Linked DNA regions of Mus musculus: regions 1 and 3 are each linked to region 2. Evidence: chromatin contacts called from ENCODE Hi-C or POLR2A ChIA-PET data. All regions are on one chromosome and are shown on one strand. Each heading gives the region's core, a stretch centred on a gene start or an enhancer-like site at or near the end of the contact. The rest is flanking DNA. Distances are from core to core; before and after follow the strand shown.

What was found. A loop is a pair of places that touch in the nucleus more often than their neighbours do. ChIA-PET counts read pairs that join two places held with the same protein, here RNA polymerase II (POLR2A).
Region 1: POLR2A ChIA-PET joins it to region 2 with 10 read pairs in embryonic stem cell. The contact joins the promoter of Rpl18 here to the promoter of Gys1 in region 2. POLR2A ChIA-PET finds 5 or more read pairs at or near these places in 4 of 5 experiments (Patski and embryonic stem cell).
Region 3: a loop to region 2 is called in a map of regulatory T cell, with 2.1 times the contacts of the local background. The contact joins the promoter of Cyth2 here to the promoter of Gys1 in region 2. A Hi-C loop is called at or near these places in 1 of 37 maps with a recorded cell type or tissue (regulatory T cell). POLR2A ChIA-PET finds 5 or more read pairs at or near these places in 1 of 5 experiments (embryonic stem cell).

What each region holds. Positions count from the first base shown.
Region 1 is chr7:45,716,678-45,719,708 of GRCm38, reverse strand. Rpl18 (ribosomal protein L18) reads right to left here and starts at 1,638. Exons shown (of 6, transcript NM_009077.2): 1 at 1,570-1,638; 2 at 370-456; 3 at 73-180. The coding sequence starts at 1,572. It overlaps Sphk2 (sphingosine kinase 2), which reads left to right and starts at 1,707. Exons shown (of 7, transcript NM_203280.3): 1 at 1,707-2,008; 2 at 2,646-2,716.
Region 2 is chr7:45,433,283-45,436,385 of GRCm38, reverse strand. Gys1 (glycogen synthase 1, muscle) reads right to left here and starts at 1,547. Exons shown (of 16, transcript NM_030678.3): 1 at 1,216-1,547. The coding sequence starts at 1,333. Ruvbl2 (RuvB-like protein 2) reads left to right here and starts at 1,922. Exons shown (of 15, transcript NM_011304.3): 1 at 1,922-2,134. The coding sequence starts at 2,123.
Region 3 is chr7:45,812,428-45,815,887 of GRCm38, reverse strand. It overlaps Cyth2 (cytohesin 2), which reads left to right and starts at 1,572. Exons shown (of 13, transcript NM_011181.3): 1 at 1,572-1,790; 2 at 2,732-2,879; 3 at 2,975-3,041. The coding sequence starts at 1,772.

The DNA.
Region 1 (3,031 bases), core at 389-2,888, 280 kb before region 2:
AGGCCCGCATCCTCTGCTGGCCTTACCCCACCGCCCCCAAACATGTGAAGCGCCCTCTGGCTGACTACTAACCATGCGGGACAGGGACAGAGGTGGCCGGTTGGTTCGGCTCATGAACAACCTCTTCAGCACAACCTGATTGAAGGTGGAGTTGGTCCGTCTGGCCAGAAACCTGTACAGCTGCAAGGGAAAGGAAAAGATTGAGCATGGGACTGCCTGCGCCACCCCCAAGCCAGGACCCTTCCACAGCTCTCCCATCCCGCTCAACTCCTGGTGATGTGGGGGGTTGGGGCACTGTGTCCAGGCTCCCCCCTCTCCCCACCCCACTCACTTTGGGAGCTGTAAGATGGCGTAGCACCCCGGGCTTACCTTGACAAGCAGCCGCAGGTAGATGTCCTGGCTCTTGGGCTCCTTGCGCCGAACCTTTCGGTCCTTGTTGTGGCGAATGTCAACACCCTGAGGGAGGTGAACCACCATAGAGCCAATTGTCAGAACCACTGCCCTATATCTTTGATGATATCTATACCTGTTCGTACCTGTAACTTTTAGGCTACTTAGTCGACAATTCAAACCTCAAAGGATTCAAACTAGAGGAAGAAGACATGTCCCACCCCTGACAAGTTCACTTAACACACACAAGTGATGTTTTTGTCTCGGCTTGGGACCATTCCTCCCAGAGTCCAGAAACTCATTGAAACACTGTCTCGGTGTAAAAACTGAGCTGCACAAGACAAGCGGCTGCTGGCTCAGAGTCCCTTAGAGCTCAGCTCTTGCTTAGCATGTGAAGGCCCTGGTTCTGGGCCCAGTATGGATGAGAGTTCAGATCCCTGTAAAGATGTTAGCTTTTATTTATGTTCTCAAAACTAGCTCCCAATCTGAAAAACAGTCAAAAAGAAGCCAACAGTACATTCTAGACGTGGAGACGTGTTTGTGACAAAGCCTTACACTACGTCCTTCAAATCAACCCTAGAAAGACCAAGTGCTCGGGTTAATTTTATCCCCCACTCGTTTTCCAAGCTGTTAGCATCCTGAAGTAGTTACTGATACTAACAGCGGTTTCATTGCACCTTCAAGGCTCTTCATAAACGTCTTCCCAACATACAAGGCAGGGACAGGATTACTACACACCAAACACACTAGGAGCAGTGTTCCGGGAAGGACTGACGTACGCTTGTCCCCAAACCCGGCAACGTGTAGTGGCTCCGCTCATCGTAGCACTCAACTTCCCAATGGCAAGTTAAGAAACAGGGACACTGGGAGCAGCGGTCCCGCTTGGAAACGCAGCACTCGAAAGATTGGTGCGAGGGAGCGGCCGTGGGCTCGAGGCCGGACTGGACTCACTGGGAGCTGCAATCAGCCTGGCTCATGGAGCCAAACTTTGTAAGGAAGACGACGAGCCTCGGGAGGCTCCCGGGACCGGCCACCGGCTCCGGCAAGTTCTGATCGAAGGCCCTAGCCTGTCCCGCAGTTCCCCTTGGCACCGCCTGCACCCCTCCGTCGCGCTACGAGCGGGACTTGCTGAGGATGGCAGCGGATGGGCCACTCGGGGAGACCGCTCAGCGAGCTTACCATGATGGCGCCTCCTGCTCGGCCAGGTCCGGAAAGACGGAACCGCGCCGGAGTGGGCGGGGAAAGAGCGGCCTGCGAGACGCACTCGTGACGCAATGCGGGACACTCTATCCGGAACTGGCGTCTCTGTGGTGCACGGGTGACGTCACATGAGCGCGACGCGGAGCTCTACCACAATTTGGGTTTCTCGATGGTATGTGGGAGGACCGAGTAAACCGAGGCTTCCAGAACCAAAGAGAAGTCAGCCTGAGGAAAGGGCTGGGACCCGGAGCCTCTCTGGCCTTTCCCCGTCCCTGCTCTAACACTCTCCAGGGGTAAAGGGACCGGAGAATCAGAGACATGATCGGAGCTTGCTGGACGAGTCGCGTGGTGACTCTCTGGCCGCACGCCGACCGCTTCTCGGTGGCTCGCGGAGGACCCGGTGGGCTGTGTGTCGGAGGTGAGGCTTATCCCGCCCTGAAGAAAAAGCTCATCTCACACTTCCTTAAATTCTCGGCTGCCTTTTCCTTATGCTCAACTTACTAAACAGAACTGAAGTTCAGGAAATCCTACTAGATCTCTCACCCGAGACTTTCTTGCTGCTATTCAACCCATAATACCTTATTATTATTATTATTTAATATTTTGTGTTGAGCTTTTCCCCCTGCCCTTAAAGATGACCTCTTCTCGGATCTCTCCTTTGTTTTCGTCCTTAGGGACAGCCCTTTTTTTTTTCCCCCTTCCTAAACCAGACTGGTTGAACTGGCCCAACATTTTCGATGTACATATTGATGTGCAGAGAAGGCACGCAGAACTCCCGGTTTGGAAAGCGGGTAGATAACAAGCTCCAGAGAGACTGAAATAGAGACCATGACGGTGGTTGGAGGTGTGGAGGCCCGAGGGTGAGAAGGAAAAATGGTGAGGGAACCCCGGGCAGAAGGAGAGACAAAGATACAAAACTGAACAGTTGGCACCTCACCATTTAGTAAGCTAGTTCTAGTGCCAGCTCTGTCCCCCACTCACCCCCCCCCCCGCCCCTTAAGTCAAGGTTTCACAAAGTTGCCCCAGCTGGCTTTGACTCACTCTTCCTGCTTCAGCCTCCGAAGTAGCTGGGATCACCGTCTTTCAACACTTGGCCTGGCTCTGCCATTTAAAGTTGTGATCTTGGGTAAGTGATTTTCTGTTTTGCTTTTTTTTCCTTGTTTGGAAAAAGAGAGTGATGAAAAAGACTCCCTTTTAGGGTGTCTTCCCTGAAAGTGTCTTCACTCTTTTGGTATGGAGTACCTGAACTTGGGTAGTACAAGACAGGCCAGCTGGATGAGAGAAGCAGGCTCTGGGATACTGAGCCTGCAATGTGCCCTCCTCTTCAGAACCCCAACCTGGCCCTGCACAGGGAGTTAGCAAGACTCTTTACGAAAACCGCCTATACATACATGGCCTCCAGTTTGGGGCTCAAGCCCTGCTGTGACAGCAGAGGCCTGGG
Region 2 (3,103 bases), core at 298-2,797:
AGGGTAGGGGTCGTGGAAAAGCAAACCTGAGGATAGCCCTCTTGAGTTTATGGAGAGAGGGGACTGAAATCAGGATGCTGAGGGAGGAGCAGGCTCCAGTTAGACTCCTGGTCATGACACAGGAAGCACTCTTTAGTCTCCTAATTCTTAGAGAATTAGGAGCAGGAAGGCTCTAAAGCTCTTGACTTTCAGATGCAGTGGGAAAAATGGTACATGGCCCTATCCAGCTACCCAGTTACCTGAGGGAAGCTTGACTTATTATTCCACACCTTCAGGGCCCCTAACGATGCTAGCCCTGGGCTGGGACACAGGGACTGCTGGGCCCTGCTCCTCCTGTGACCCCACCTCAGATTTAGGAATCTGGGTCCTCAGCCTTCTCACCTGAAACTGGTACCCTGGTAGTACACAGCATTGAGTCTGCCATCTCCCAACATGCTGAGAGACCTAGTCTCTTTCTCCCCAGGATCCAGAAAAGGAAATGTTCAGATCCACAAGGCCCAGCTGCTGGGATTCCCAGCCCAGCCTTCTCATGAGCGAGAAGCTAGTGATCTCCCATACATACTGTGGGTGGGTTCCTCCCATCCTAGGGCCCAGCTCCTGACCAACTTAGGACTTCCAGCTTTCCCAGTCCACAGGGAGGGAGGCACCTCACTACATAGGAAGCCAGGACTTAGGCCCTGGGCTCCTTCAAACTCGACATTCAAGTTCCCAACTCTTTCCCACCTTGTATCTAAGAATTTGAGTCTCCAAGCCCCTCTTGGCTTTACACTGGTTCAGGTCCGCTATGCCCCCTGAAAAATCCATGAATCCCAACCTTTAGGAACACCCCAACTCCACAGTCACGTCCTCTGGACCACAGACCCAAAAGCTCCAGTGTTCCTTGGGCTTAGATGCACTAACTCCTTCCACTTTTAGATCTCAGGTCTCTCGGCCCTCGAAAACCTCCCTTCAAGACCCAGGAATCTTTCTCTGAGTGCCCTCTTCCCTAGATTGCAGAACCTGAAGCCTCCTTCCATCTTAAGAGTAGTCTCTTGTCCCTTCCCCCCAGGGCCTAGGACGCCTACTCCAGCCCCTTCACAAGGACACAGAAGTCACAGGCGCTTTTCCCAGGACCCAAGACTCCTCCACGTAACTCTTTTCCCGTCTGAAACGGAGTTTCGGGGCCCCATCCTCGCCTGCCCTTCTTGGTCAAGGGACCAACGCTGACGTTCTCACCCTTGTTGGCCACCTCCCAGGCCACCTCGAAAAGCACTGCGTTCTCGGGGTCGAATTCATCCTCCCAGTCTTCCAATCCTGGAAGCGAGGACACAGAGAGACTGCGGCTGAGAGGCATGGCTACTGCGGGCAGGGGACTTCGAGCACCAAAACTGGAAACCAGAGAGATCGGCTGGGAACGCAGCAGACTTGGTGACCGGTAGAGTTAGCGGGTGTCCCAGGGGAAGCTTGCAAGGCGCTCCGCTTCCTATTGCACGACCGCACCCCCGCCCCAGAGCGCTCCGACTCAGGTAGGGTGAGCTGAGACACTGAATCGGGCGGGCAGCTGCAGTGAAGCCTCGTGGCCGCCAGGAGGCACTGCCCACCCTGCTGGTCTAGCACGATTGGTCGGCGGCTGGGGGGCGGGGGCTATTGCGTCTACTTATTGGCGGATAGAATCCAGTTTCCTTGGCCAGAGGCTCCTGGGGAGCTGCGGGGGCGGGGCTTGTTTCTACGCAGCATGGAAGTGATTGGTGAACAGAGCTGTCAATCTCAGCTGTAGGCCCAATTTGGTGAGGAAGGTTGGACAGAGAGGGAAGGGATCGTGGAGGACGTGTGGTTGCTACAAAATGTGCTCAGAATTTTGCAATCGGACTTAGCAGTTGCAGGGCGGGGGGGAAGGAGGGGGGAGGAGGCTAGGTAAGAGGAGGAGGAGCAAGAGACGTCAGGAACCCACCCGGGATTCAGAACACCGGCTTTCCAATTTAGCCTCGCGGGCTGGGCGCGGCCTAGTGTACGCCCCCTACAGGAATTTTATATATCTTATGGGCCATAGAGATGACTGGATGACCGGGAGCCTAGAGAGGATAAAGACCGCGCTCCTAGCCGATTTCCGTTTCCGCTGAGGCATTGGCGGTTGGTGTGCATCATGGCAACCGTGGTAAGTGTTGGGTGCATGTGGAGGACCGACAATGACCCTTCTTAGAGAGTCTGAAGGAGGGAGCTGGAGAGGACTCTTGTATCTGAGGGAGGAGTGATAAGGAAGATGCCTGGTTTGACGGAGGAGGTCTGGGGAGTACTCCCGAGTCAGAGGGAGGATGCTGAGGACACCGAGTCTGAGCAATGGATACAGAGGAGAATGCATGTGTCTAAAGGAAGAGAGCAGAGGAGAATGCATGAATCTGACGGAAGGGGGCTGAGGAAGTCGCCAAGGAGGGCTTGGGAGGACACATGGATCTGTGGGAAGTGTTGGGAGGAGAGGATACCAGGGTCTGAGGGAAGCAGGCTGGTGTGTGCACCTTTGTGTTTGAGGTAGGCAGGCTAGAGCCTGAATCCCTAGATCGGAGGGACGATCACAGTGGATGAGGCCTGGTTTGGAGGAGGAGGAGGGCTAGGGAGGGTGCCTGGGCCTAATAGAAGAGGGCTGGACCTGGACTCCTGGATGTGGAGGAAGTGTATTGACCACTGAGGAAGGAGCTTCATTGTGGCTTTAGAAGCTAGTAGAGAAGGCAACAATGTATTCAGAATCCTAGATGTCAGGCATGGTAGTGAAAGCCTGCACTTGGGAGGCAGAGGCAGGTGGATCTCTGTGAGTCTGAGGATAGCCTGGTCTACAGAGCCAGTTCCAGGACAGCCAAGGGTTACACAGAGAAACAACAACAGAAAGAATCCTGGGTCTGATGGAAGAGTCATGTAGACACTCAGATTTCTCTGTGAATGAGTGACTAGCCAGAGCCTGGAGTGACAGAGTCGTGGTTCATCCCACAATGCGTTCTGGAAACTTCGTCTGCCTCTTGATGTAGTCAGTGACCAGTTCCAAAGTCTCATCCCAGTGTCCTGCGAGGTCTGAGACTGGTACCCTGGTCTTCTGGGGAAGATTAGTAAGTGGGAAGTTGTGTTGTGTGCTTGA
Region 3 (3,460 bases), core at 323-2,822, 380 kb before region 2:
GGGCCAGCCTCAGGGGAGTTGCCAGAAAGCAGAGGTGTCCTCACTCATGTTCCCTACTGGGAGCCAGCACCATCGCTGGCACTGGCTTGCCTGAGTGCTGAGTCCACCCATGCCCTCCTCTGGTTCTCATCTTGCTTTATCCTTCAGAATCCCCAGTTAATAACCGGACAGGATTAATTAGCTGGCAGCTCTCCCACCTCCAAGTCCAGGGCAGGGACTGGGAACAAAGGAGACCATGGCGGAGAAGGATGCTAAGTTGGTTGGGCTGAACAGGCAGGGACATGGGATTCTAATGAAAAGAGAGAACTGGGTAGAACTGGTGTACCCAGGGTCTCCAGAAGAGAAGGCATGGGTCACGCCAGTCGTAAAGGTCACAGAGGGGATTAGGAGGCTCCGTGACTAATCCAGAGGCTTACCCAAGTCCTGGCCCAGAATCCGCCCCCACCTGAGCAGCTCAGGGACACAAATGAGGACAAGACCTGGAAGCCCCATCATGGGCCTGGGATTTACAAGTGTGCCGGAGTTCCCCATCACACAGGCCCCTCACTGCTTTCCCTGTAAAGAGGAGAATAATGTGTGGAGGAATGAGTTTAAGAAGAGCAGTGAGCCGAGCAGTGGTAGCGCACGCCTTTTAATCCCAGCATTTAGGAGGCAGAAGTAGGAGGACTTCTGAGTTCGAGGGCAGCCTGGTCTACAGGGTGAATTCCAGGACAGAGAAACCCTGTCTCGAAAAGAAAAAAAAAAGGGGGGGGGGCAGGAGTGTGGGAACTGAAAAGGTTGGGTGGAAGGAGGACTTTAAGCACAGGGTCTTGGAGAGTTGACAGAGTGCCAGGCAGAAGATTCTGAGGAAAAAGGGGTGTCTTGGGAGAATGCCTGGGGAAGGCAGGATTTTAGGAAGAGGAAGCTAAGAGGGAGAGTTTAGGAGGAAGAGTCACCGCGCATTCACGGTACCCAATACCATAACATTTGGAAGAAAGAATGCTTTTATTTACCATCCTTTGATTCTGAGGAGATTTGAGGTATGTAGGAAAGTCTCATGTAGAGGTATGAAAAGGGTTCAGAGATAGCGACCTGCAGAGAATTACCCTGAGAAAGGAGGCAAAAAGACCGACCTGTGTGGCTCGCAGTTGCTTGGCAACCACTGCGGTCAAAAGCTAGCGTGGAGGGCCAGGAGGTGTGGCTCGAGCTGCAACCCAAGGTTGAGACCCCGCCCTTGACAACAAAACTAACAAAGCACCGCCCCCTAACAACGAATGCCTGTTGGGGGGGGGTGGAGGGTTAAGTACCGCTAGTCTGGCTTGTGCGCAGGCGCAATCTCCCCTCTCCATGAAGCCACACCTCCTGGTCACTTCTTTATCAATTTTCTTATTGGAGGATAAAGCTGCCAAGGATTTTCCTTTGTTTCGGGGGCGGGACCGAGCACACTACCCACAGTCCGATTGGTCAGGCTAGCAGTCTATCGCCAGCTGTACGTGCCTGCATCTCCTTCTTGTGTGCCTATTGGTCCTGGAAATGATCCTGTGGGGCTAGGGGGCGGAGCATTCTGGGAGACCCGCAGCAGATTGGGTGGTGTCAAAGCAAGGGGCGGGCCCCACCGGCCGGGCGGTTGGGCCGTGAAGGGAGAGTCTTTTCGGCGCTGAGGACGGGCGCTGAGGAGGCGGCGGTGGCTCCTGGGGCGTTTGAGCGGGCTCACTCGAGCCCGCGGGCCGACGCGGACGCAGGCCCAGCCGGCGGAACCGCCCCGGACTCCCCGCGGGCCTTCCTAGCCGCCATGGAGGACGGTGTCTACGGTAGGCCGGGCGAGGCGGGCGGGCGGGCGGAGCGGCTCCCGAGCCCCGCCGCGGACAGCAGGGCAGTGGCGAGGCTTCTTTCAGCGCGCGGGACGGGCTTCCGGCGCGGTCGAGAGCCGGGGGTCCCGGGCCATTGTTTGGGCCGAGCCCGCTTCCGGCGACGGCGGGCGGGGCGGGGCGCGCAGCGGGGCGGGGCGTACACCCGCGGGAGCGGCGGCCTGGCTTTCTTCCTGCGGACCTAGGCTTAACGCCGTCCTTTCCGACCCTGACCCAGGGTCCTGCTGCCGTAGCTTGTTTCTACTGTGTACCCCAGATCCAGGCCACGTTGTCCGCTATGGCGGAACCAGAACCTCGTTTCTTTTCCAAGAAATGCACCCAAGATTCAGGACCCCCAACTTTCCCATCATGATGGAGCCAGAATCTGGCCCCCTTACGAGAAATGCACCCCAGGTTCATGCTAGGATCCCTACAGTGGTGGATCCAGAAGCCAGAGTCCTGGTGTCTTTCCAAGATTTGCATCCGAGATCTAGGACCCCAAAGCCCTTTTGATGATGAAGCCATGAGTCCAAGGCCCTGTGTCCTTCCAAGTAATGTTTCCAATATCCAAGCATCCTGTTCTACTGTGTTGGGACCAAGGAGCCAGGGCTTCCAAATAAAGCATCTAAAATTCAGACTCAGGAGTTTCTAATTGTGGTGATGGGTCCAGAATCCCAGGGACTGGTTGCCTTTCAAGTAATTGGCCCAGAAATTCATCCTCAGACCTATGAGCTGGGATTCCTAGGCACTTCTGACACAAACTCAGGACTCAGTTTTACTCCCTCTCCTCAGACTTCTGGTACCCATTCCTCTTCTGGACAGGAATCCAGGCCCCCAGCCCAAATCCTTTCTCAGGATGCAGGAGTCCTGACCCCCAGAACTAATTTCTTGACCCTGGTCCCCAGAGCCCCCAGACTTGACTCCAGAGGAGCGCATGGAGTTGGAGAACATCCGGCGGCGCAAGCAGGAGCTGCTGGTGGAGATCCAGCGCCTGCGAGAAGAGCTAAGTGAAGCTATGAGCGAGGTGGAGGGTCTGGAGGCCAATGAGGGCAGGTGAGGCCTGTGGGCACTCATGGGACATGGGGCTTAGCCAGGGCCCTGGATGCTCAAGCATCGGCCCTTGGCTGCTCCCCACCCTGCTTTTGCAGTAAGACCTTGCAGCGGAACCGGAAGATGGCAATGGGCAGGAAGAAATTCAACATGGACCCCAAAAAGGTTAGCGGGGAAGATGACTCTGGCATGGTTTTCATATCCCTGGTTCTAGAAGTGTTAAGACAATAGGTAGCCTTTAGACAGCAGACTCTGGATCTCTACACATCTGTTCCATGATTATCTGTGTAGTGAGGGCCTGGCCCTGTGCTTTGCAATGCTGTGAATCCTAAGACCCTGTCATAGCCTAGGCATCCCCTAGATAGAAGTGCTAACAGTTCAGGGTGAGATAGGGCAGTAAGAGAGGGGTTTTCCCGACACAGGAAGAGCCAGGAAGGGATTCCATGTTCATGGCTTGATGGACAGGTGTCTGGTACCTGCTTCATTTCTTTATTGTAGTGTGTAGAGTATCCAGTTATCCTTCAAACCTACTCCTTGCAGACCCGGTTGGACATGCTGGAATTAGCCTTAGAGGCTGAGGGCCT